Linked DNA regions of Homo sapiens: region 2 is linked to region 1. A link is an interaction called in ENCODE POLR2A ChIA-PET data of the cell type or tissue named here. Cell type or tissue: PC-3. All regions are shown on one strand. Each heading gives the region's core, and the rest is flanking DNA. Links, peaks and the distances in the headings are about the cores only.

Region 1 (12,663 bases), core at 5,541-8,040:
TCTTTGCTCCAGCAATGAATCAATGCCTGAAACAGTGGCTGTAGTTGGAAGAACCACATGATTACATTTGCAACAATCTACTTTCATTTTCTAAGATCTATTTTCTCCACAGACCAAATAGGCAAGTTGAAAGAAGATGTGGCAGAAATCACCACCTCTGCATCCCTTAAGCAACACTAATCACTACAATCTATGTGGTATTGCTCTTGGTTTACTATTGTGAAAGGGAAAACCATTCTAGTGGCTTCCATTTGGCATTTGCTACCACAATAACCCTCATTCCACGGGTCAGGGAACCTGTGTGGAGATTTTGCCATTTGCTAAGTACATTTATTTCAAATACACATTCTGGAACTGGAGTAATAACCATGGGCCCACTGAGATGAACCCAAACCAAAACTCCATTAATAACCTGACCTCCATAAGCCTCTGTTTTGACTAGAAGACCACTGTGACATTTTAGGTCTCCAGGAATTATGTCAGTCCACAACCATTATCTAGTAATCCATAAGAAAAATCTAGCTTTTATTTCCCTTAGCCTAATAAACTGTCACTCTGGTAAATGGCTGCAAAGCTTTTGTGGAGAGCCTAGGAGAAAGATTTACAGTGTAAATTTCAAACAGAGAGGCAGGGTCTTTCTTCAAAACCCATTCTTTATCCAAAGGGATCTGGGCCTGTGAACCGGCTCAAATCTGCGAAGTGGTTGAGGAGCCACAATTCTATACTGTGGTAGCTCAAGTCAGACATATTTATCAGAGCTAGAGCTTTTCCTCTTATTCAAGTCAAGTAAGTCTTTAAAGATTAAAGTCTGTCTCCACTGTGGTTGACAACAGCTGAAGCGTCTGCTTGGCTCTTTCAGTTCCCAGCTGTTGTTTTCTCCAGATCCCTTGGATTTTCACCCATGCATGTACAGTTCAAAAGTGAGCCAAGGATTTGAGGGGCATTTATATACAAATTTGGGGCTCTGACATCCACATCTCCCTCCTTTCTAGGATTTTCTCCCTTCCTTAATTTCCAGGCGCTCTGGCAGTTTGAAATTCCTTTTCTAATTCCTCAGGTCAATAAGACTCTAGCTTTCTGCTTTCAGATCTAGCCTCCAGGTATTACAGAAAGTCGGGAATATCCTAAGTGGGAAAGCCTATTAAACATATATCTTAACTAATGTATTATTGTTTCCTTCTTTCAAATGCCAAATCTCCAGCTTCTGCTCTGTTTTAGTGGCCCTTCAGTTCATAATCGTTATCTGCAGGAGAATTTATTCAGTATAAGCAATTATGTCATTACCAGAACTTTCTACTTTTTTTCGGTAGTTTTTCAATTATTTCTCAAGCATATTATTGAGGGCAACTGTCATATGTAATCAGTCTACTATCTTTTTTTTTTTTTTTTTTTGAGATGGAGTTTTGCTCTTGTTGCCCAGGCTGGAGTGCAGTGGCACGATCTCAGCTCACCACAACCTTCTCCTCCTGGGTTCAAATGATTCTCCTGCCTCAGCCACCCAAGTAGCTGGGATTACAGGCATGGGCCACCACGCCTGATCAGCCTACTATCTTGAAAGCAGTGTTCCAGTTTTACAGTCTCTAAAGGCCTCCAACCATTGATCAAACCAATATCTAAAAATTTTACCCTTCTAGGTCCTAGCAAGCAAGAAGGGGTGGTAAATTTATCTAATGGCTGAATTTCAGGCAAAAGAAAATCCATGATGCCCTGTTCTTATTTCAATATTGATTGGCCTCACAGCAGATGTGGAAACTAAGAAAGAGAATTGAAAAGAATGACATATCACCATAATTGTATGATATGTCTTTAAGTTATAGTAGTTTACCTTAAAATGCTATTATAGTATATTTGTATACATTTTGTATACAGTAATGCACCATATAATTTTTCAGTCAACAATGGACCACATATATGACCATGGTCCCATAAGATTACAGTGGAGCTGAAAAATTCCTGTTGCCTAGTGATGTTGTACCCATTATAACATAATAGCACAACATATTGCCTTTTCTATGTTTAAATACATTTAGATACACCAATATTTACCATTGTGTTACAATTTTGTACAGTATGCAGTACATTAACATGCTATACAGTTTTGTAGCTTAGAAGCTATAGGCTATATGCTGTATAGCCTAGGTATGTAGTAGGTTATACCATCTAGGTTTGTGTAAGTACACTCCATGATGTTTGCACAATGATGAAATCACCTAATGACACATTTCTCAAACCATATCCCTGTTGTTAAGCAATGCATGACTGTATCTAGTGCATATAGTACATTGTGTAAGTATCTTACAAGAGTATATGTCATTTCCCCCCACCATTCTTTGTGCTTTGTTGTCATGCATTTTACTGTTACTTTTGTTTAAAACGCCACACTACATCATTATTATTTTTACTTGAAATAGCAAATTATTTTTTAAAAGAATAAAAGCGAGGGCCAGGCGCAGTGGCTCATGCCTGTAATCCCAGCACTTCAGGAGGCCGAGGCAGGCAGATCACTTGAGGCCAGGAGTTCAAGACCAGCCTGGCCAACATAGTGAAATCCTGTTTCTACTAAAAATAAAATAAATAAATAAATAAATAGCTGGCCGTGGTGGTGCACACCTGTAAAAAAAAAAAAAAAGAGAGAGAGAGTGAGTGAGAAATGTATCAGCTTACAATGCTTTGCACAGACAAATGCAAGTTTGAAGATACCTAAGTTAAAATAGTATATATTTCTTTTTTTTTTTTTTTTTGAGACAGAGTCTGGCTCTGTCACCCAGGCTGGAGTGCAGTGGCGCGATCTCCACTCACTGCAAGCTCTGCCTCCCAGGTTCATGCCATTCTCCTGCTTCAGCCTCCCGAGTAGCTGGGACTACAGGCACTCGCCACCACGCCTGGCTAATTTTTTGTATTTTTAGTAGAGACGGAGTTTCACCATGTTAGCCAGGATGGTCTCAATCTCCTGACCTCATGATCTGCCCGCCTCGGCCTCCCAAAGTGCTGGGATTACAGGCGTAAGCCACTGCGCCTGGCCAAAATAGTATATATTTCTTTAAAAATCACTATGTATTAGAACTTGTGGGAAAAGGCAATAACAAAAATAAGAAAAAAATTTTTTTAATCACAGGTACTATTGAAGTATAAACAAGTTTTAGAAAGTACTGGTTATACAGGTTGTAGAAAACACTTTCACAGGACCTGAAATCAGTTTAAGGAAAATATCTGAGCCTTAAGCATTGAAGGCACTTGACTTTATACCAGCAACAGCACAATTACAAGAAATGCAGTGTTGTAGATGATTCCACCTCTCTGAAGTATGAATGGGGTACATACACAGCAAGTAGAGTTCAGGAAACTTTATCTTTCAGCCACCCCATCTAAGAGCAGGATTTTGCCTGCCAGTATAACCCAGATACACAGTCATATGCAGACACATACAACGAAGCTTCCAGAGCTTATCTGACTTCTTAGACAGAACTCACATAAGCACACAAACACAAACTGAAATCATAACAAACAGTCTCTTGGACCACAGTGCAATCAAATTAGAATTTAAGATTAAGAAATTCACTCAATTGGCTGGGTGCGGTGGCTCACACCTGTAATCCCAACACTTTGGGAGGCAGAGGCAGGTGGATCGCCCGAGGTCAGGAGTTCAAGACCAGCCTGGCCAACATGGTGAAACCCCATCTCTACTAATAATACAAAAATTAGTGGGGCATGATGCCACACACCTGTAATCCCAGCTATTCAGAAGCCTGAGGCAGGAGAATCACTTGAATATGGGAAGCGGAGGTTGCAGTGAGCCAAGATCACACCTGAGTGACAAGAGTGAAACTCCGTCTCTGAAAAAAAAAAAAAGAATCCTGAATGACTTTTGGGGTAAATAATGAAATTAAGGCAGAAATCAAAAAGTTCTTTGAAACTAGTGAGAACAAAGATACAATGTACCAGAGCCTCTGGGATGTAGCTAAAGCAGTGTTACAAGGAAAATTTATAGCTCTAAATGGCCACATCAGAAAGCTAGAAAGATCTCAAGTTAACAACCTAACATCACACAAACACAAGAGGGTATTTCAAGACACACACTTGCAAGTGCTCTTTCTACAGAAACAGCCAAAGTATTATAATATTCAGAATGTGGAAGATTGACACAGAGTCTGAGGATTTTGTTTTTTGAGATGGAGTCTTGCTCTGTTGCCCAGGCTGGAGTGCAGTGGCACAACCTTGGCTCACTGCAACCTCCATCTCCCAGGTTCAAGTGATTCTCCTGCCTCAGCCTCCCGAGCAGCTGGAACTACAGGTGTGTGCCACCACGCCCGGCTAATTTTTTGTATTTTTAGTAGAGACGGGGTTTCACCATGTTAGCCAGGATGGTCTCCATCTCCTGACCTTGTGATCTGCCTGCCTCGGCCTCCCAAAGTGCTGGGATTACAGGCGTAAGCCATCGCACCTGGCCAGTCTGAGGATTTTTTAGAGGAAAAAAACAAAAGACTTGGCAATATGATAACTACATAACAGATATGGCAATCTACAGGACAAAAAGACAGCATTTCATAAAACATTGTTCATACAATGCTGTTCATGGAAAACAGTAAAACACCTTTTAGCAGAGTGCGTGTTAACTCTTTTAGTAAGATTATCTGTAATGAGGTTTGAAAGTAAATCACTTAGTAGGCAAAGTAAAGCATTGCAGAACCAGGAAATAGCACCCATCACTTCTGCTTTAATCGTAACTACAGAAAGCTGAAAGTCAAACAATTTTTTAAAAGGCAAAGAAGCATTTCCCTTTGAATTCAGTCCTAAGATAAAAACATGAATGTTTTATAATTAATTTCAAAATAAGTATCTTTCAAGTGTTTTATGAAACATTTTTCCCTGAGAGGCAAATTCAACATTATGAAAACACGTATTTTGCCAGGTAGTTACTGAGAAATGTCAATCCTTCAATTCTATAGAGAAAAAGACACATGGATTTCGTCTCTGAATCCCACAGCCACTTTCATGTTCACTGCTTCTGCTTTACGTTCTGCATCGGTCTCTTAAGGTGGAGATAAAAGTATGATGCTCATTGCTAGAACATCAACAACAAATCAAAAGAAAAATCCAGTAAAGGATGGCAGGTGTAACAAAAACTGAGTTTCTGAGGAAGCAAAAACAAGAATTAGGTAAAGTTTTATAAAGAATTCTATAGAAAGACTTAAATATAAAAAACTCACTAAAAATCCTTAAAGCCTGATGGATTATTGCAATGTCAAGTTAGCTTAGGTCTACAGACATGTTGCTAGAAACGAAACTAAAGGGGGCATGTGAGAATATGTTCAAATAATTTCTGCCTTTCAGGATGTTATTTTTTTCCTTAGAAGCCACAGGTGACTTTGAACTTAAATTATTCACCAAAATCACAAAACCAAAACAATAATATAAGAAAAAGACCAACAGCATCATTAAGAAACTTGAATCTCCTCTTCTTTCTTTAGCATCTAAATGGTAGTTATCTAAATTTAACACATAACAGGCACTGGAAGTGGTGATTGTCTGAACAGCCTGATTATCCATAGCCTCAAAAGGAGATCTGATATTTTTGTGATTTGGTTCTCATTAAATTCCTATACCAAGTAAAATGCCAGTTCCTGTGGCCTATGTTTTAAGATGATAGATAGACAGATAGATAGATAGATAGATAGATAGATAGATAGATAGATAGATATACTTTTATATAAATATAGTTTTTTCTGAGAGCAACCTTACTCAGAATTATGAAGTGTATTTGCAGTAGCTGTTCTAAAATCTGTGTCTGCTAATACCATCATCTCTGTCATTTCTGTCTTTCTTTTGATTGATTTTTTTCCTAGTTAAAGGTCATATTTTTCTGCTTCTCCATTTGCCTGGTAATTTCTTATCTGATACTAGACATTGCGGGATATTTTGGTTTTTTGGTTTTCTTGAGACAGGGTCTCACTCTATCACCCAGGCTGGAGTACAGTGGTGCCATCTTGGTTCACTACAACCTCTGCCTCCCAGGTTTAAGTGATTCTTGTGCCTCAGCCACCCAAGTAGCTGGCATTACAGGTGTGGGCCACCACCCCCAGCTAATGTTTGTATTTTTAGTAGAGATGGGGTTTTGCCATGTTGGCCAGGCTGGTCTTGAACTCCTGGCCTCAAGCGGTCCACCTGCCTCAGCCTCCCAAAGTGCTGGATTACAGGCATGAGCCACTGCGCCTGGCTGACAATGTGGTTTTTACATTGTTGAGTGTATTTGCTTACAACACCAACAAAAATCCATCATTGGCGGATTTTTAAAAATTATTTAAATAATGTTGGACTTTGTCAACATTTTAAGGACATAGAATCAGTGTGATCCTTTTGAGTCTTGCTTTTAAGATTTGTTAGATTGGGGCTGGTCGCGGTAGTTCACGCATGTAATCCCGGCACTTTGGGAGGCCAAGGTAGAAGTATCACTTGAGGTCAGGAGTTCGAGACCAGCCTGACCAACATGGTAAAACCCCATCTCTACTACATATGCAAAAATTAGCCAGGTGTGGTAGCGCGAACCTGTATTCCCAGCTACTCGGGAGGCTGAGGCAGGAGAATTGCTTGAACCCCAGAGGCGGAGGTTGCAGTGAGCCATGACAGTGCCACTGCTCTCCAGCCTGGGCAACAGAGAAAAAAAAATTGTTAGATTGGGTCCAGATCAGCCTTTAATCTAAGCAAAATTTAGCTCCACTACTAAGGTGTTCCCCTTCTGAGGACTCTATCCGATCCACTATATATTATTTTGTCTTCCCACTCCGGCTTTGCACACAAAATATTCCCAGCCCTGGGTAAGCTATCGGAATTGTTTGGCCTGCTGCTTTCCAATATTTAGCTTCAGATAATTTCCTCATACATGTGCACAGATCAGTCCTCAGCCAAAGATTCAGGGAGAATCCTCTGCAGTTCTCCAAAGCTCTTTCTTTTTGCAGTTCCCTCCTCTTTGACAGTCTGCCTCACCAGTACTAGCTGTCTTAGCCTCCCCAAACTCCAGTGATTGTCTCCTCAACTCAACTAGACCACCAGACTCTTTAAATTCCTCTTTCCTTATCTGCCGTGTGGAAACTTCCTCCAGGCAGTAAGTCGGGAACTCAAGGGTTCACTTCATTTACTTCCTGTATCTTAGGGTTGATAGTCCTGCAATGCCTGTTACCCAATGTCCAGAAACATTGCTTCATAATTTTTTCTGGGTTTCTAATTAAGTAGAACAGTCCCTGTTATTGCATGATGGCTGGAAGTGGAAGTTCCTCCTACCTCTGGTTTTGCATTATTCCTCAAATCTATCATTTTCCTTATAAGGTCAGAGTGATATTTCATAAATGCAAATCTAATATTATCATTTCTCACTTAAACCTCCTCAATTGCTTCCACCTGAGACTAAACCCATTCTTAAATTCTAGGTTTCATTCATCCTAAAGGGTTTTTGGAATTCACCAAGCTGTTTCATGCACCTACACCTATTTTACTTTCTACCTTTTTATCCTGTAAAAGACAGCTCTCTGCTCCTTTGTGAAGATTTATGTAACTACTCTCTGCATTCGGGCAGTAAATTTCTTCCTCTTTTGGACCTGTGTTTTACCTCATGCTTAATTCTGTGTTCATCATACAGTATTATAATTATTTGTATATCTATCCCCTCTACTGTTTTATGAGCTCCTTAAAAGTAAGGCTTGTATCTTTTCAATGTTTCTATCCCCAGGATTTAGCACGATGCATAGTACATAGTAGATATATGAATTCAAAATTCATTTGAATTTTCAGAATTCATTTGAGAATTCAGAATTAGTCCAACCATCTCTACCTCCAAAATAGATCCCAGATTTGTTCTCTTCTATCTCATCTGTGTTACCCTAATTCAAGTCATTATTTTATCTTGCCTAGATTACTGTAAGTCTTATAAGTATCTCCCTGCTTTTTCTTCAACAATTCATTCTCTATGCAACGGCCAAAGTAATCTTTTTAAACATAAATCAGATTACCGCAATCTCCTCAAAACCTTCCAATGCCTCCCTATTGTACTAAAATTCCAGTCTGGGAGCCATGGCTCACACCTGTAACCCCAAAACTCTGGGAGGCCGAGGTGGGGGATTGCTTGAGGCCAGGAATTCAAGCTCATCCTGAGCCACATAGTGAAACCCCATCAATACAAAAAATAAAAAAATTAGTTGGGTATGGTTGCCTGCACCTATAGTCCCAGCTACTCAGGAGACTGAGGCAGGAGATCACTTGAGCCTAAGGGGTCAAGGCTGCAATAAGCTATGATTGTGCCACTGCACTCCAGCCTGGGAGACAGAGCAAGACCCTGTCTGTAAAAATAAAATAAGTAAATAAATTTCAAATCCTTCATTATATCCTGTACAGTTTTGTATGCAGCAAGTCTTTCCTGCCTCATTAATTTCATTTCAAACCCTTCTCCCCCGTAACTCGATACATTCCAGCCACACGTTATGGTTTTTTGTTTATTTGTTTGTTTTTGAGATGGAATTTCGCTCTTGTTGCCCAGGCTGGAGTGCAATGGCGCAATCTCAGCTCACCACAACCTCTGCCTCCCGTGTTCAAGCAATTCTCCTGCCTCAGCCTCCCGAGTAGCTGGGATTACAGGCATGCACCACCACTCCTGGCTAATTTTGTATTTTTAGTAGAGACAGGGGTTTCTCCATATTGGTCAGGCTGGCCTCAAACTCCTGACCTCAGGTGATCCTCCCACCTCAGCCTCTCAAAGTGCTAGGATTACAGGCATGAGCCACCGCACCCAGCCGGCTGTTACGTTTCTTAAACATACCACACTTAATTCTGCCTTAAGTCTTTGTATTTCTTCCTTCTGGCTGTAAGGGTCTATTTCCAAATTTGGGCATGGCTGACTCTTAAATATTATTCAGATTTCATCTCTAATATCACTTCCTTAGAAGGGCCTTAATGGGCCTACAGGTAGAGTAGAACCCCAGAAGGGGAAAAAGAACCCTGTGGTGTGGAATAGAATTGGAATTAGAGGTATAATTATGTATGTATGTATGTATGTATATGCATAGTGTGTGTTAATTTACACTGATACCTCTAACATCATATATTCATACTATGTATATTCATATTGACAACTCATCCCAGTGGCAATGAACACAGTTAATACCCAGATCTTGGTGTCTAAAAACTATTTCCCACTCAAAGGAACAACACTCCTTGGAAAAATGGCTGATTTCAGGGCCAGGTCAAAGAAAATATGAAGTGATTCTGGAACATTTTCTTGTGCCTAAAGTAAAGCAGTGCTTATAAATTGATGACACCATGCCAAGAGGACATCTAAGCCAGCTTGAAGGGGCTTCCCTGGTCAAATTAGGAAATATTTGAAATTAAAATGAATGACTACATTTATGTAACAGATTATAATATATTGAATAAAAAATAATCCAGCCAGGTGTGGTGGCTCATGCATGTAATCCCAACACTTTGGGAGGCTGAGGCAGGAGGATCACTTGAGCCCAGGAGTTCAAGGCTGTAGTGAGCTATGAGTGAGCCACTGTGCTCCAGCCTGGGTGACAGAGTGAGACCCTGACTCAAAAAAAAAAAAAATCCGTGGGCCCATACTGATAGTGAGAGGTGAAGCCTGCTGGGCTTCTGGGTCGGGTGGGGGCTAGGAGACCTTTTCTGTCTAGCTAAAGGATTGTAAATGCACCAATCAGCACTCTGTGTCTAGCTAAAGGTTTGTAAATGCACCAATCAGCGCTCTGTGTCTAGCTAATCAGGTGGGGACTTGGAGAACTTTTGTGTCTAGCTAAAGGATTGTAAACGCACCAGTCAGCACTCTGTGTCTAACTGAAGGTTTGTAAATGCACCAATCAGCACTCTGTCAAAACAGACCAATCAGCTCTCTGTAAAACGGACCAATCAGCTCTCTGTAAAATGGACCAATCAGCAGGATCTGGGTGCGGCCAATTAAGGGACTAAAAGCAGGCCACCGGAGCCAGCAGGCAATCTCTCAGAACCCTTTTTATACTGTGGAAGCTTTGTTCTTTCGCTCTTCACAATAAATCTTGCTGCTGCTCACTCTTTGGGTCCAGGCCGCCTTTAAGAGCTGTAACACTCACCAGAAAGGTCTGCAGCTCCGCTCCTGAAGTCAGTGAGACCACGAACCCACCAGAAGGAAGAGACTCTGCACACGTCCGAACATCAGAAGGAACAAACTCAGGACACGCTATCTTTAAGAATTGTAATACTCACCGTGAGGGTCCATGGCTTCATTCTTGAAGTCAGCGAGACCAAGAACCCACCAATTCCGGACACAATAGCAACCATCACCGTGAACAATTTTAGAACATTTTCATCACCACAAAAAGAAATCTCATACCCATTAGCAATCACTCCCCGTTTCTCCCCCAGTCTCTGCAACCATCAGGCCCAGACAACCACTAATGTACTTTCTGTCTCTCTAGATTTACGTATTCTGGATATCTCATATATATGGAATTACACATATGTGGTCTTCTGGGGCTGGCTTTCTTCACTTAGGTTGTTTTCAAGTTTCCTCCGTGTTACAGCATGTATCAGGACTTCATTCTTTTTATTGGTGAATGAATATTCTATTGTACAAACATACCAAATTCTGCTTATCCGTTCATCAGCTGATGAACATTAAGGTTGGGACTAAGTTTTAATGTAAGTTGTTTACCGACACAAGATAGCAAACTAAGTTACTTGTGTACTATATCCTGAGATGTTACCGACTCTGAAAAGAGTCACAGAAAAGAAAAGGTGGAAAATAGGCTGAATATGTAAAAAGTATTCATCTCAGCCAAAGCTACAGCCCAGTTATTTAAGCTATAGAGTTAGGCATTAGCAATGACATGATGAGCCATATTGAAATCTAAGATAAAGGGGAAAATATACATGTTTTCATGTATTTTTAGTGGTTAATTTTTTCGTAAGTAAATCATGAGTATTTTTAAAAATTAACAGATTTTTAAAATACTAATGAATTTGTTTCTATTAAAACCAGAAAAGTAGGACAGGCATGATAGCTTACACCTGTAATCCCAGCAATTTGGGAGGCTGAGGCAGGAGGATCGCTTGAGCCCAGGAGATTGAAATCTGCCTGGGCGGCATAGTGAGACCATGTCTCTACAAAAAAATAGAAAAAAATTAGCTGGGCATGGTGGTACACACCTTTAGTCCCAGCTACTCAGGAAGCCAAAGTGGAAGGATAGATAGCCTGAGCCCAGGAGGTCGAGGCTGCAGTGAGCCATGATCATGCCACTGCACTCCAGTCTGGGCAAAGAGCAAGACCGTGTCTCAAAAAAACAAAAACACAGGCCGGGGCAGTGGCTCAAGCCCGTAATCCCAGCACTTTGGGAGACCAAGGTGGGTGGATCACCTGAGATCAGGAAAAGACCAGCCTGGCCAATGTGGCGAAACCCCATCTCTACTGAAAATACAAAAATTAGCCGGGTGTAGTGGCAGGCGCCAGTAATCCCAGTTACTCAGGAGACAGGTAGGAGAATTGCTTGAAGGCAGGAGGCAGAGGTTGCAGTGAGCTGAGATCGCACCACTGCACTCTGGCCTGGGCAATAGAGTGAGACTCCATCTCAAAAAAACAAAAACAAAAAAAACAAAACAGAAACCCGAACACATAAAGTTATACTAAATTCTGGTCTGTGTATATACAAAATATTTAAACCTGAAATAATGTGAGTTTTAAAACAGCTACTTTTCAGTATTTTTCAACCACTTTAATGTTCTGAGAAATAAATAACCAGCATATACTAGCTGCATAAAATTAGTTAAGGAGTCCTCTCTATTTCTAATCTCAGAAACAGCAAGGTTATCTGTACCTTAGAAAATGTGCTAAAACTCACTTTGGTACATTTTTGTGAGCAGACTTTTAAAATTACTGATGCTTTTTGCTTGTTTGTTTTGTTTTGTTTTGTTTTGTTTTGTTTGAGAAGTGGTCTTGCTTATGTTGCTCAGGCCGGTTTCAAACACCTGGGCTCAAGCAATCCTCTCACCTCAGTTTCCCAAGTAGCTGGGATTATAGATTTGAGCCACAGCACCTAGCTTGATTCTTTTTTTTTTTTTTTTTTTTTTTTGACAGGATCTCACTCTTTCATCCAGGATGGAGCACAGTGAGGTGATCATGGCTCACTGCAGCCTTGACCTCCTGCACTCAAGTGATCCTCTCACCTCAGCCTCCTGAGTACTGGGACTAGAGGTTCACACCACCATACCTGACTAATTTTTTTTTAATAAAAATAGGATCTTGCTATGTTGACCAAGCTGGTCTCAGCCTCCAAAAGGGCTGGGATTATAGGCGTGAGCCCCTGAACTCAGCTCAATTCAATTTGTTATCATTATGGTATTAGCCAGGTTTCCAATGTCTTCTTGAGTTAATCCTGTTGACTTATACTTTTCTAAGTAATTACCCATTTTCATGTAAGCTTTCAAATTTACTGGCATAAAGTTATAGTTACTCTCTTATGATTTTTCATCTCAGCTGGGCATGGTGGCTCACGCCTGTAATCCCAGCACTTTGGGAGGCAAAGGTGGGCAGATCACCTGAGGTCAGGAGTTCGAGACCAGCCTGGCCAACATCGTGAAACCCCATCTCTACTAAAAATACAAAAATTAGCAGGGCATGGTGGTGGGTGCCTGTAA
Region 2 (12,310 bases), core at 260-2,759, 110 kb before region 1:
AAAGTTACTGGAAAGAATTTGGCTGTTAATCTTATCAAGAATACCTCAGAGATGATGAGCTGCTTCTGTCTTTCTGCTTTCAATATACTCTCTGTGCCCTTGGTTTTCCAGTTGGTTATGTTGTGTATAGGTGTGCATCTCTTTGCATTTATACTACAGTATAACCTTGAACAACATGAGGGGTTGGGGTGCCGACCCCACTAGTCAAACATCCACATATACATACCTGTGAGAAGAGGGTAGAAAAAAAATCCACATACAACTTTTGACTTCCCAAAAACTTAACTACCAATAGTCTACTATTGGCCAGAATGTTACTGACAACATAAACAGCTGATTAACACTTTTTTTAATGTTATAAGTATCATATACTGTATTTTTACCATTAAGCCAGCCAGAGAAAAGAAAATAATAAGGAAAATATATTTACTATTCATTAAGTGGGTAATCAGAAAGGAATTCATCCCCTCTGTTTTCACATTGAGTAGGCTAAAGAGGAGAAGGAAAAAGAGGGGTTGGTCTTGCCATCTCAGGGATGGCAGAGGTGAGTAAAAGTTCCATATAAGTGGACCTGAACAGCTCAAACCCATGTTGTTCAAGGGTCAACTATACTTGGAGTCTGTTGAGTTTCTTTGATGTATAGATTAATGTTTTTCATCAAACGCTGGCAGTTTTTGGCCATTATTTTGTCAAGCATATTTTTTGCTCCTTTTTCTCTCTTCCGAGACTACCATTATGCATAGATTGGCATGCTTGATGGTATCCTATAGATCTGCAAGGTTCTCTTCATCTTTGTTAATCTTTTTTTCTTTCTCTTTCTCAGACCAGATTTTCTCAATTGGTTTATCTTCAGGTTCACTGATTCTTTTTCAAATATGCTCTTGAAACCCTCTAGTGAATTTTTTTGTTTCAGTACTTTTTGACTCTAGAATTTCTATTTGGTTGTTTTATTTAAAAAGAAATTATTTAAATGTCTATCTCTTTATTGATATTCTCTCTTAAGTTTTATATCATTTTCATACTTTCCTTTGGTTCTTTATACATAGTTTCCTTTAGTTCTTCAAACATTTAATATCGCTGATTTAACAACTTGGCCTTGTAAGTTTAGCATCAAGGCTTTCTGAGGGACAGTTTCTATTAACTGCTTTTTTTTTCCCAATATATGGGCCCTACTTTGAGTCTCATAATTTCCTGTTGAAAATAGTCATTTTACATAATATAATGTAACAACTATGGAAATCAGACTCTCTCCCATCCCAGGGTTTATTAATATTGCTGGTTGTTTATTTGTTTTGTTTGTTGTTGTTGCTGTTTCTTAGTAACTTTCCTGGACTAATTCTATAAAGTCTCTATCCTTTTTCAAGTGTGGTCACTGAAGTATCTGCTCAGTTTGCTTAGTCATCAGCTAAGAATTGCAGAAATTTCCTCAAATGTCTAGAACAAATAAGTCTCCATAAGTCTCCCAGGCTTTGCTAAGAGTTCCTGTGGGCACATTGTGGCAAACCTTTAACACTCAGGCAGGTAGTTCACATCTCTGCTTTAGCTGTAAATTCCTCCTTGTGCAGACTCAAGGTCAGTCAGAGGTAAGAGCTTAGGGCCTTCTCAAGTCTTTTCTGACCATGCCCATAGCTCAGGCATGTCCACAGTCCTATGTATGTGAGTAGCCTTCAGAATTTCCAGGTAAATGTCAAAGCTTTTCAAAGCCTCCATATGGACATCTCATTCCCCAGATTTCAAGTTCTTCAGTCACATTCTTGTTTGTCCCAAATGTTATTACCACCATAAGCAGCCTAATATTCATACATACATACATACATGTGTGTATATATATGTGTGTGTGTGTGTGTGTGCATGTAAGCCTTGAACAACATGGGTTTGAGCTGTGCAGATCCACTTATACACAGATCTTCTTCCACCTCTGCCATCCCTGCAACAAGACCAACCCCACCTCTTTAGCATACCCAATGTGAGTAGGATAGAGACCTTTCTAACGATACACTTCCACCTAATGAATAGTGAATACTTTTTATCTTCCTTATTATTTTCTTAATAACATTTTCTTTTCTCTAGCTTGCTTAATTACTATACAGTATATAATACATGTAACACAAAATATGTGTTAATTGACTATGTCATCGATAAGGGTTCAGGTCAAAAGCTATTAGTGGTTTTTAGAGTGTCAAATCAGGTCAAAAGCTACTACTGGTTAAGTTTTTAGAGTGTCAAAACTTATATGTGGCCAGGCACAGTGGCTCATGCCTATTATCCCAGCACTTTGGGAGGCTGGGGTGGGCAGATTGCTTGAGTCCAGAAGTTCAAGACCAGCCTGGGCAACATGGCTGGACCCTATCTGTACAAAAAATACAAAAATTAGCCAGGTGTGGTGGTATACGTCTGTGATCCCAGCTACTCGGGAGGCTGACGTAGGAGGATCACTTGAGCCTGGGAGGTCAAGGCTGCAGTGAGCCGTGATCATGCACTGCACTCCAGTTTCCTCAGCGACAGAGCAAGACCCCGTCTCTTAAAAAAAAAAGTTATATGTGGATTTCAACTGCATGGGGTCAGTGTCCCTAATCCCCATAGTGTTCAAGGGTCAACTGTATATAGTTAGATACATGGACACAGAGACACACACACACACACACATACACACACACACATAGAACAAAAACTGAGAGACTTTCCAAGGAGGAAAAGGCAATCCTACCAAGCATGGTGGGAAATTTTGTTTATTGTTTTTTACTGTAAAATAAAACACAGATAAAGAGTAACATATAAATGTGTAGCTTAATGAATTATTAGAAAATGACACCCTTAAAACTATGTCAGAGGAGCATGCAATTCATTGTGTTTCTCTGAATCCTCTATTTCTTGCAAGTTGACAGCTAAACCCAGAGGTTTGAGCAGACTCAGGGTCATTCACTTTGGCCAAACAATATAGTGCTGTGGTCTTTCATTAAGAGGCACATCATGTCTGGTTGTGATGTGAACAATTATTGCTGTTGAATACTTATAGCCATTAATTTACTGGGACTTTCAAAGTGGTGGTATCCTAATTCTAACATTTCTTTTTCTTTCTTTTTTTCTTTTTTTTGAGACAGAGTCTCACTCTGTCACCCAGGCTGAGATGCAGTGGTGTGATCTTGGTTCATTGCAACCTCTGCCTCCCAGGTTCAAGCAGTTCTCCTGCCTCAGCCTCCCGAGTAGCTGAGACTACAGGCCTGTGCCACCACATCCAGCTAATGTTTTTGTATTTTTAGTAGAGACAGGGTTTCACCAGGTTGGTCAGGCTGATCTCGAACTCCTGATCTCAACTGATCCACTCACCTTGGCCTCCCAAAGTGCTGAGATTACAGGCGTGAGCCACTGCACCCAGCCTTCTAATGCTAACACTTCTATTTCGTTAGTTGAAATACTTCAATAAAGTGATGCTTCTCTTCACCTATTATTTGGTTATCCAATGGTATAGTTCATGTAGTAAAGGCAGGATAATTTTTGTGTGTGTGTGATGGAGTCTCGCTCTGTCGCCCAGGCTGGAGTGTAGTGGCATAGTCTCAGCTCACTGCAACCTCCACCTCCCAGGTTCAAGTGATTCTCCTGCCTCAGCCTCCTGAGTTGCTAGGATTATAGGTGCGTGCCATCACACCCAGCTAATTTTTGTATTTTTAATAGTGACGTGGTTTCACCATGTTGGCCAGGCTGGTCTTGAACTCCTGACCTCAGGTGATCCAGCTGCCTTGGCCTCCCAAAGTGCTGGGACTACATTCATGAGCCACTGTGCCCAGCTTGGGAAAGGCAGGATAAATTTTTGATCTTTCCCTTTATTGGTTTTCAAGGTAACACATTTGTTTCCTATTATTTTCTAATTGTGAGCAATTTTTCTATCATTATGAACTCATGGATTTGATGAGTTTCACTCTATTGTGATTATGATCCTTATTGAGGCTAAATTTATCTCATATCTGGAGTGGGAACCACTTCAAGTTTGGGTCTGTGTCCTTTTGATTTAATCCTAGTGTATTAATCTGTTTTCATGCTGCTGATAAAGACATACCTGAGACTGGTCAATTTACAAAATAAAGAGGTTTAATTGGACTTACAGTTCCACATGGCTGGGGAAGCCTCACAATCGTGGTGGAAAGCAAGGAGGATCAAGTCCTGTCTTATGTGGATGGCAGCAGGCAAACAGAGCTTGTGGAGGGAAATTCCCACTTTTAAAACTATCAGGTCTAGTGAGACTCATTCATCATCAAAAGAACAGCGCAGGAAAGACCCACCCCCATAATTCAATCATACCCCACTGGGTCCCTCCCACACGCATGGGAATTATGGGAGCTACAAAATGAAATTTGGGTGGGGACACAGAGCCAAACCATATCCTTCTGCCCCTGGCCCCTCCCAAATCTCATATCTTCACATTTCAAAACCAATCATGCCTTTCCAACAGTCCCCCAAAGTCTCAACTCATTTCAGCATTAATTCAAAAGTCCACAGTCCAAAGTCTCATGTGAGACAAGGCAAGTTTCTTCTGCCTATGAGCCTGCAAAATCAAAAGCAAGGTAGTTACTTCCTAGATACAATGGGAGTAGAGGCATTGGGTAAATACAGCCATTCCAAATGGGAGAAATTGGACAAAACAAAGGGGCTACAGGGCCCATGCAAGTCTGAAATCCAGCGGGGCAGTCAAATCTTAAGGCTCTAAAATGATCTCCTTTGACTCCAAGTCTCACATCCAGGTCAAGCTGATGCAAGAGGTGGGTTCCCATGGTTTTGGGCAGCTCCGCCCCTGTGGCTTTGCAGGGTACAGCCTCACCCAGCCCAGCTTTCATGGGCTGGCATTGAGTGTCTGCAGCTTTTCCAGGCACATGGTGCAAGCAATCAGTGGATCTACCATTCTGGGGTCTAGAGGATGGTGGCCCTCTTCTCACAGCTCCACTAGGCAGTACCCCAGTAGGGACTTTGTGTGGGGGCTCTGACCCCACAGCTTCCTATCACACTGCCCTAGCAGAAGATCTCCATGAGAGCCCCACCCCTGCAGCAAACTTCTGCCTGGGCATCCAGGCGTTTCCATACAGCTGCTGAAATCTAGGTGGAGGTTGCCAAACTTCAATTCTTGACTTCTGTGTACCTGCAGGCTCAACACCATGTGGAAGCTGCCAAGGCTTGGGACTTGCACCATTTGAAGCCACAACCCAAGCCCTACATTGGCCACTTTCAGCCATAGCTGGAGTGGCTGGGACACAGGGCACCAAGTCCCTAGGGTGCACACAGCTCGGGGACCCTGGGCCTGGTCCACGAAACCACTTTTTCCTTCTAAGCGCCCAGGCCTACCATGGGAGGGGCTGCCATGAAGACCTCTGACATGCCCTGCATACATTTTCCCCATTGTTTTGGGGATTAACATTTGTCTCCTCACTACTTATGCAAATTTCTGTAGCTGGCTTAAATTTCTCCTCAGAAAATGGGATTTTCTTTTCTATGACAGTGTCAGGCTGCAAATTTTTCAGACATTTATGCTGTTTCCCTTTTAAAACTGAATGTTTTTAACAGCACCCAAGTCACCTTTTGAATGCTTTGCTGCTTAGAAATTTCTTCCACCAGATACCTAAATCATCTCTCTCAAGTTCAAAGTTCCACAAGTCTCTAGGACATGGGCAAAATGCCACCAGTCTCTTTGCTAAAACATAACAAGAGTCACCTTTGCTCCAGTTCCCAACAAGTTCCTCATCTCTATCTGAGACCACCTCAGCCTGGACCTTATTGTCCATATCACTATCCGCATTTGGGGCAAAGCCATTCAAAAAGCTCCAAACTTTCCCACATTTTCCTGTCTTCTTCTGAGCCCTCCAAACTGTTCCAATCTCTGCCAGTTACCCAGTTCCAAAGTCGCTTCCACATTTTCAGGTATCTTTTCAGCCATACCCCTCTCTCGGTACCAATTTACTGTATTAGTCAGTTTTCATACTGCTGATAAAGACATACCCAAGACTGATCAATTTACAAAATAAAGAGGTTTAATTGGACTTACAGTCCCACGTGGCTGGGGGAGCCTCACAATCATGGTGGAAGGCAAGGAGAGGCAAGTCCCGTCTCATGTGGATGGCAGCAGGCAAAGAGAGCTTGTGCAGGAAAATTCCCATTTTTAAAACCATCAGATCTAGTGAGACTCATTCACTATCACAAGAGCAGTGCAGGAAAGACCCACCCCCAAAATTCAGTCATCTCCCACCGGGGTCCCTCCCACAACATGTGGGAATTATGGGAGCTACCTACAAGATACAGGTGTAGGCAAGCCTCTAGGGATAGTTCAATCATGCCAAGCTCAATACCTGTAGTAGCCAAGATGCCACCACCCCTAGGCCCAAAGAGACAAGGAAAGGGAGGTTATAATTTGAAAAGGAATAATTTTGTAAATTTAGCTATCTTGAGAGGAATAGCCTTTTGTCAAGAGATACAACCAGGTGATCTTGTAAGAAGAAATCCAGGGGAATAATTACCCTGACCTCAGCTTTATCCCTTTCTCCAAGGTCTTGTTGGGGATCCTTCACTTGGATTACTCACTGCAATACCCTCCTAATTGGTGTCTATGCTTCTTCCACCGTTGTATTCCCAACACAGCAGCCAAACTGATCGTGTTAAAATAGAAGGCAGATGAGGTCACTCATTATTTCAGTATTCTTCAATAGTTTCCATCTCACTCAGAGTAAAAGTCAAAGTCCTTATGACAACCCACAAGACCCTTCATGATCTGAATCTCCTTTCATTATCATTCCAACCTTACCTTAATATCTATGCCTCCCATATTCGGTTCCTGCCACACCTATGTCAAGTCTGCGCTTGATATTTCATCCATTGGAATACATTTCCTACAAATCTCTGCTTGGCTCCTTAGACACTGTCCTCCCTGGCCACAGGGAAGATTGCAACAGTCCCCACCATAGCCTGCCTACCCCCATTCCCTACTTTCTTTTCTTTCTTTTTTTCTTTTTCTTTCTTTCTTTTTTTTCTTTTGAGATGGAATTTCACTCTGTTGCCCAGGCTGGAGTGCGGTGGCACAATCTCACCTCATTGCAACCTCCGCCTCCTGGGTTCAAGCGATTCTCCTGCCTCAGCCTTCCGAGTAGCTGAGATTACAGGCGCGTAATGCCTGGCTAATTTTTTGTATTTTTAGTAAAGACAGGGTTTCTCCATGTTGGCCAGGCTGGTTTCAAACTCCTGACCTCAAGTGATCCACCCACCTCGGCCTCCCAAAGTGCTGGGATTACAGGCATGAGCCCCCATGCCTGGTCCCTACTTTCTTTCTCTTTGTTTCTTTTTTTTTTTTTTTAGATGGAGTCTCGCTGTGTCGCTAGGCTAGAGTGCTGTGGCATGATCTCAGCCCACTGCAAACTCTGCCTCCCGGGTTCAAGTGATTCTCCTGCCTCAGCCTCCCAAGTAGCTGGGACTACAGGCACACGCCACCACACCCAGCTAATTTTTGTATTTTTAGTAGAGACGGGGTTTCACCATATTGGCCAGGATGGTCTCGATCTCCCGACCTCATTATCCGCCAGCCTCAGCCTCCCAAAGTGCTGGGATTACAGGTGTAAGCCACCGCACCCAGCCCCTATTATTTTTCTATTCAACACTTACCAACTAATGTGCAAGATATTTTTCTGATTTATATTTATCTTTTTTTGCAAGGAAAAATAAATAAATTATTTATATTTATCTTATTGCCTGCATCACCAATCAGGATGCAAACTCCATGAAGAAGGAACTTTTGTCTGATTACTCCTATGCCTCACACAAAGTAAGAAATCAACAATTATTTGTTGGATCAATGAATGAAAGACTACGATTTAAGAAGTAATAAGAAGTAATCTCCCCTTGATATCCGTTAAAAATGGCTCATGTATTTTCACCAGTTTGCATAATGTTTTTCTGAGCTGCTTACAGTTATAAATGCTAGCCTGGGCTTGCTAATTATAATTTAGAACTCTGTCTGTTCCACTAGATGGTGTCTGCTTTTCCTCTATGACATAAATGGGGCTAAATGAACTAGAGGCAAAGACCAAAAATATATAGAAGAGGGACACAGGTTTGAGCTTTGGAATCAGATAGACCTGGATTTGCATCCCAAATACTCCACTTGAAAGTGTAGGTGACTCTTTGTGCCTCCACTGTTGCAAAATCAATGTGAAATTAAAACCAGCCCAATTTTCCCATAAAACTAAGCTTGAGAAATTTACATTTGTCTTATCTGAGTTTCTTTCTCAGGAAACCACCATCAGGCCTCCCAGATGGTAGCAGGGAGCTGAGGCTTTCCAGATCACCACACCTGAACAATGAGAGGCACCTGCTCCTTGTTGACCAACTCCTCTTCCTTGTCCCTCCTGTTTTCCTTCCCTGTTATATAAGCCCATAATTTTAGCCAGTTAAGGAGAGACAGATTTAATTATTAGGTTGATGTCATCTGCAATAAAGCTTTCCTTCCTGGGCAATATTCCTTTTCTCAGTGATTGGCTTTCTATATGGAGAGCAATAAGACCTAGGCCAAACTCCTGGCATTTGGCAACAAAATAGTGGAAAGAGCACTTTGGCTTAGGAATGTGAGTCTTGGATTCTAATCTAGCTGTGACTTTGGGCAAGTTATTTAATTTATTGCACATTCTCAAATTCCTCACCTGTAGAATAAGGATAATATCTCCATTATGGGATTCTTCTAAAAGTGAACAACAAAGCACCTGACACAGAAGGTAATTGGTAAATGTTAATTTCTGTCACTAATATAGGGTAGTCATGACTTTTCTATCAAAGATAACTTTGTTCATTGGTAAGAAGACACTCACTCTAGAGGTATTTTTTCCCATGACTTTTATCCTCCTAAGGAGTCTAGGGTAATTGTGTTTCAATATGACTAATAACCCTATCACTAGACACTAAAACCAGAAGCATATTCCTATTAGGAAGATTTTACCCAGAAATATACATTCCTAACAGAATGGAAAGTGATAGCGAGTACTGCCAGCTTACAACATTCCTTTTGCATACACTGTCTGTTTTCTATTACAGGTGGAATCCATTTTAATGAATACCATTTTAAACATCTGTTTCTACACAGTGAGGCTATTTTTGTGTTCTAACAGATGGGCTACAGGAACCTTGCTTTGTTGACTTGGCTAAAACAAATTCTAAAAAATGAAAATTCTTTCTTCACAAATACTGTCCCTGCAGAAATAAGTTTTTTAAATAAAAGGTAATTATCCTTTGTAAATGTGATAACTTAGCCTAGGCTAGTTCCAAGAAAACAGATAAAGGGCTGGGTTGGTGGATGGCAAAGTAGACTAGACAGCCAGAGAAAATAAAAGATAAAAATGGAGCAAAGCCCTCAAGTAAGGTCTGTTAGAAAGTACTTAAGCCAGAACTCTACTTATAAACATAACCTCTCCTTCCACGGCCAGCTCACTCATGTTACCTCCTCTACAAAGCCTTTCCAATTCCCTCTACACATATAACTCAGTTCTCTGTCTCCCGTACTTTCAATTGTTTAAATCTGGGTAGTGGCATTTATCAGTGTTTGTCTTGTACCTTTAAAGGTAATCGTTTTCTGCTCTTTCCCTTTCCCCCACCAAGACTGTGAGCTCAGAGCACTAGGACGAAGAATGATTCAACTTCCTATGTCCAATAACTAGCACAGAGCTTAATACTCATGGATGCTTAATAAATGCTCATTGAATTTAACACCTATGAAGAAGTATTCCTGTGCTTGAATTGAGCATTCTTACCTAATTTGGGTGCTCCCTGAGACCAAGAACTATGTTTCATTTCCTTGGGATTTGGCACAAAGACTCTTAGTACCACATGTTGGTTGAAAAAAATTAAATTACTATGCCAAAGTTAATATGCAAAGTCAAACTGACCTTTGTTTCACGACTTGGATGCACATATAAATCTACTACATGCTGCTGAATTAAATGCTAATAGTAAGTGACTCAACTACAGTGTGTCCTGGGGAAACTCAGCCTAAAGCTCTTCACTGTAGCCACTGCCTAGAAGGAAGGGCAAAGGCGAAATTCTCCAAGACGAAGACTTGACACACCACCGGGTTTGGCGAGCTGCGGAAACAGGTTACCTCAAAAAAACCTGAGTCTGGATCTGGGACTGTGGCAATTGACTTGAAGGAGACCGCTGGGAGCACAGTGGAGGGCTTGGTCCCCTTCCGTCAAGTTACATCCAACTAAAGCCTGGCGCCAACTTCAGCTAACCATTCCAAAAGAGGCGACAGCTTCTGACCCCCGAGCCCCAGGCTTCCTGCCTTCAAGTCCCGGCTTTCCAGAGACTCTGGCTTCCAGGCCTGGCCTGGCTTCGGGCGCGAGGCTCTGGCTTCCAGCCAGTAGCAGAGGCACCGCCCAGTTGCGAAAGCTCTGGGCACGCCCGTCACCTCTAGGCTCATGAGTTGGCCTGGTTGGTCTTCCCACTCCTCACTCGTCCTCAGTCCTCACTCTCCATTACTGCCACCTAGCAAGCTTCGAACGTACTAGGGGGAAAAATGGCCCCCGCTCTTTTTGCTCCTATGGGGGTTGGTGGCCTACGTGGAGTCTCCTATTTGCAGGTCTGAGTTAGCAACATGGCACCAATTTTCACTCGTTTTCTCTTGCTCCCATTCCTTGGCATCCACTGGGCTTTGGGGATTTGGAGTCAATGGCATTCCTCTCTCTGATCTAGAGTCACTTGAAGAGTCTGTGCTCTAGTTGACGCCTGCGGCTTGCAATAAAGGATCCCTTGTACTGATTGTAAGGGAAAGGCTCAAATCTTTTTAAAAGGAGAAAGTGTTAAGTCTAAAACTAAGAAAAGTTGCCTTATTCTCACCCTTCCAAAATGGTCTTTGGAATAATGACATAATCCTCATTCCCCACTTCCTTATATCTGAACACTTTCTGGAAAGAAACTTATTTCCCACCACATGCTAATTAAGGTAGAAGTCAGGAGCCTGTCCTTTAGGGATGACCTCATTTTTGCAGGGTAATGGTAATGAAATGTACTAGGGGTAAAAAGTAATATCAAGGCTAACTTATTCCAAAATTAAGATTTGCTGAAACTTAACATATGAAACATAAGCACAGAACATGATAAAAGCAACCAATTCAGCCTGAATATATTTTCTGTTAGTATAATCCATCAAATGTTTTTCAAAATGGGATCCATCTTATTCACTGTCAAAAGTGATGTGTGTTCAAAGTTAGTATTTCACTTTTGAATTTCTATAGTCCCACCCTCTGAGTTTATGCAACATATGAATATAATTGCCAGCCAATGTAACATGCCTAATGAATTGGAAAAAGAATGTTCAAAACAAGTTAAAAGGTAGTATAAATATAATGGAGTGTAGGCTGTGTGGACACATGAATCTAAGCTATTTATTCGCTGTGTATCTCTTTAAGCAATTTATTTGTCTTAAATTGGGCTCCTGCACAACTATGGCCCTAAGACAAGAATTAGGATACAGAGAACTTTATTTGGGAAGCATGGTAAGGAAGTGAGACTGGTAAGAGAGGAAAGCCAATAAAAATTGTGTCAAAAAATAAGGTTTCTACTGAGGGCAACTGGAACTCAATTCTACTGGAGACCCTCTGAAAGACTATATAAAACAGAACTCAGAATTATTCCACTGAGGGGCAAGAAAACTGAGATATACCAATTCCCTTCTCTCAGTGGTTGAGGGTTACTCCTGGGAATGTAATTCTCTGGTACTTCCCTTGGCAGCCTTCCCTTGAGCAGCATGCTCTTGCTGCCAGAAAGATAAGTAGTTGAGATTTGAAGCCATTGGCATGAGATGCATGGGAACTCCCATTGAAGCTGCAGGTGGCCTTAATGGTGGGCAAGAGGATGTGGGCAGGGTATTGATTATGTCCGTATTCATTCACTTTGTTTCTGTGTAAACTGGAGATAATAATTACCCATCTCATAGAATGATGTTAAGTCTCTGGCCCATAAAAATACTAAAAAATTATTTAAATGTGTTAATATAATGTGTATATAATAGGCACTTCTTTTTAAATTTTTTGGCATACATTAATATTTGATTGTGGTGCCACTCTATTTGTGGCACACATTCCTGTTTTCTGCAGTCTACTTCTATTCACACCCGTTAGGATTCTTAACTATTACTTTACCTGGAATATGTTTCTAACCTGATTCCTTAACACCCTGCTTTTTCCCCCTAGAATTATTTATGCATCCTCACTAGACCATGAAGAGAATGAAGACAGTGTAATTTATCCTTCAACAAAAATGTATGAAACACTTCAACAAACCAAGGAATACAAAG

What was found. Peaks named below come from ENCODE experiments on the same cell type or tissue, not always from the same donor. Only the 100,000 strongest peaks of a DNase experiment are listed, where the experiment ranks them.
Region 2: POLR2A ChIA-PET joins it to region 1 with 5 read pairs; 4 of 35 experiments call an interaction of 5 or more read pairs at or near these places.

What each region holds. Positions count from the first base shown.
Region 1 is chr1:51,168,311-51,180,973 of GRCh38, forward strand. No RefSeq gene overlaps it. Among named protein-coding and RNA genes, the nearest start is that of LINC01562, 60 kb to the right of the region's middle. In PC-3, for the core only: no CTCF peak of the experiment used is centred there; no DNase peak of the experiment used is centred there.
Region 2 is chr1:51,061,871-51,074,180 of GRCh38, forward strand. No RefSeq gene overlaps it. Among named protein-coding and RNA genes, the nearest start is that of MIR6500, 8.0 kb to the left of the region's middle. RefSeq lists enhancers at 9,804-10,304, 10,305-10,805. In PC-3, for the core only: no CTCF peak of the experiment used is centred there; a DNase peak (open chromatin) is centred at 1,411; H3K4me3 peaks cover 439 bases; H3K27ac peaks cover 2,293 bases.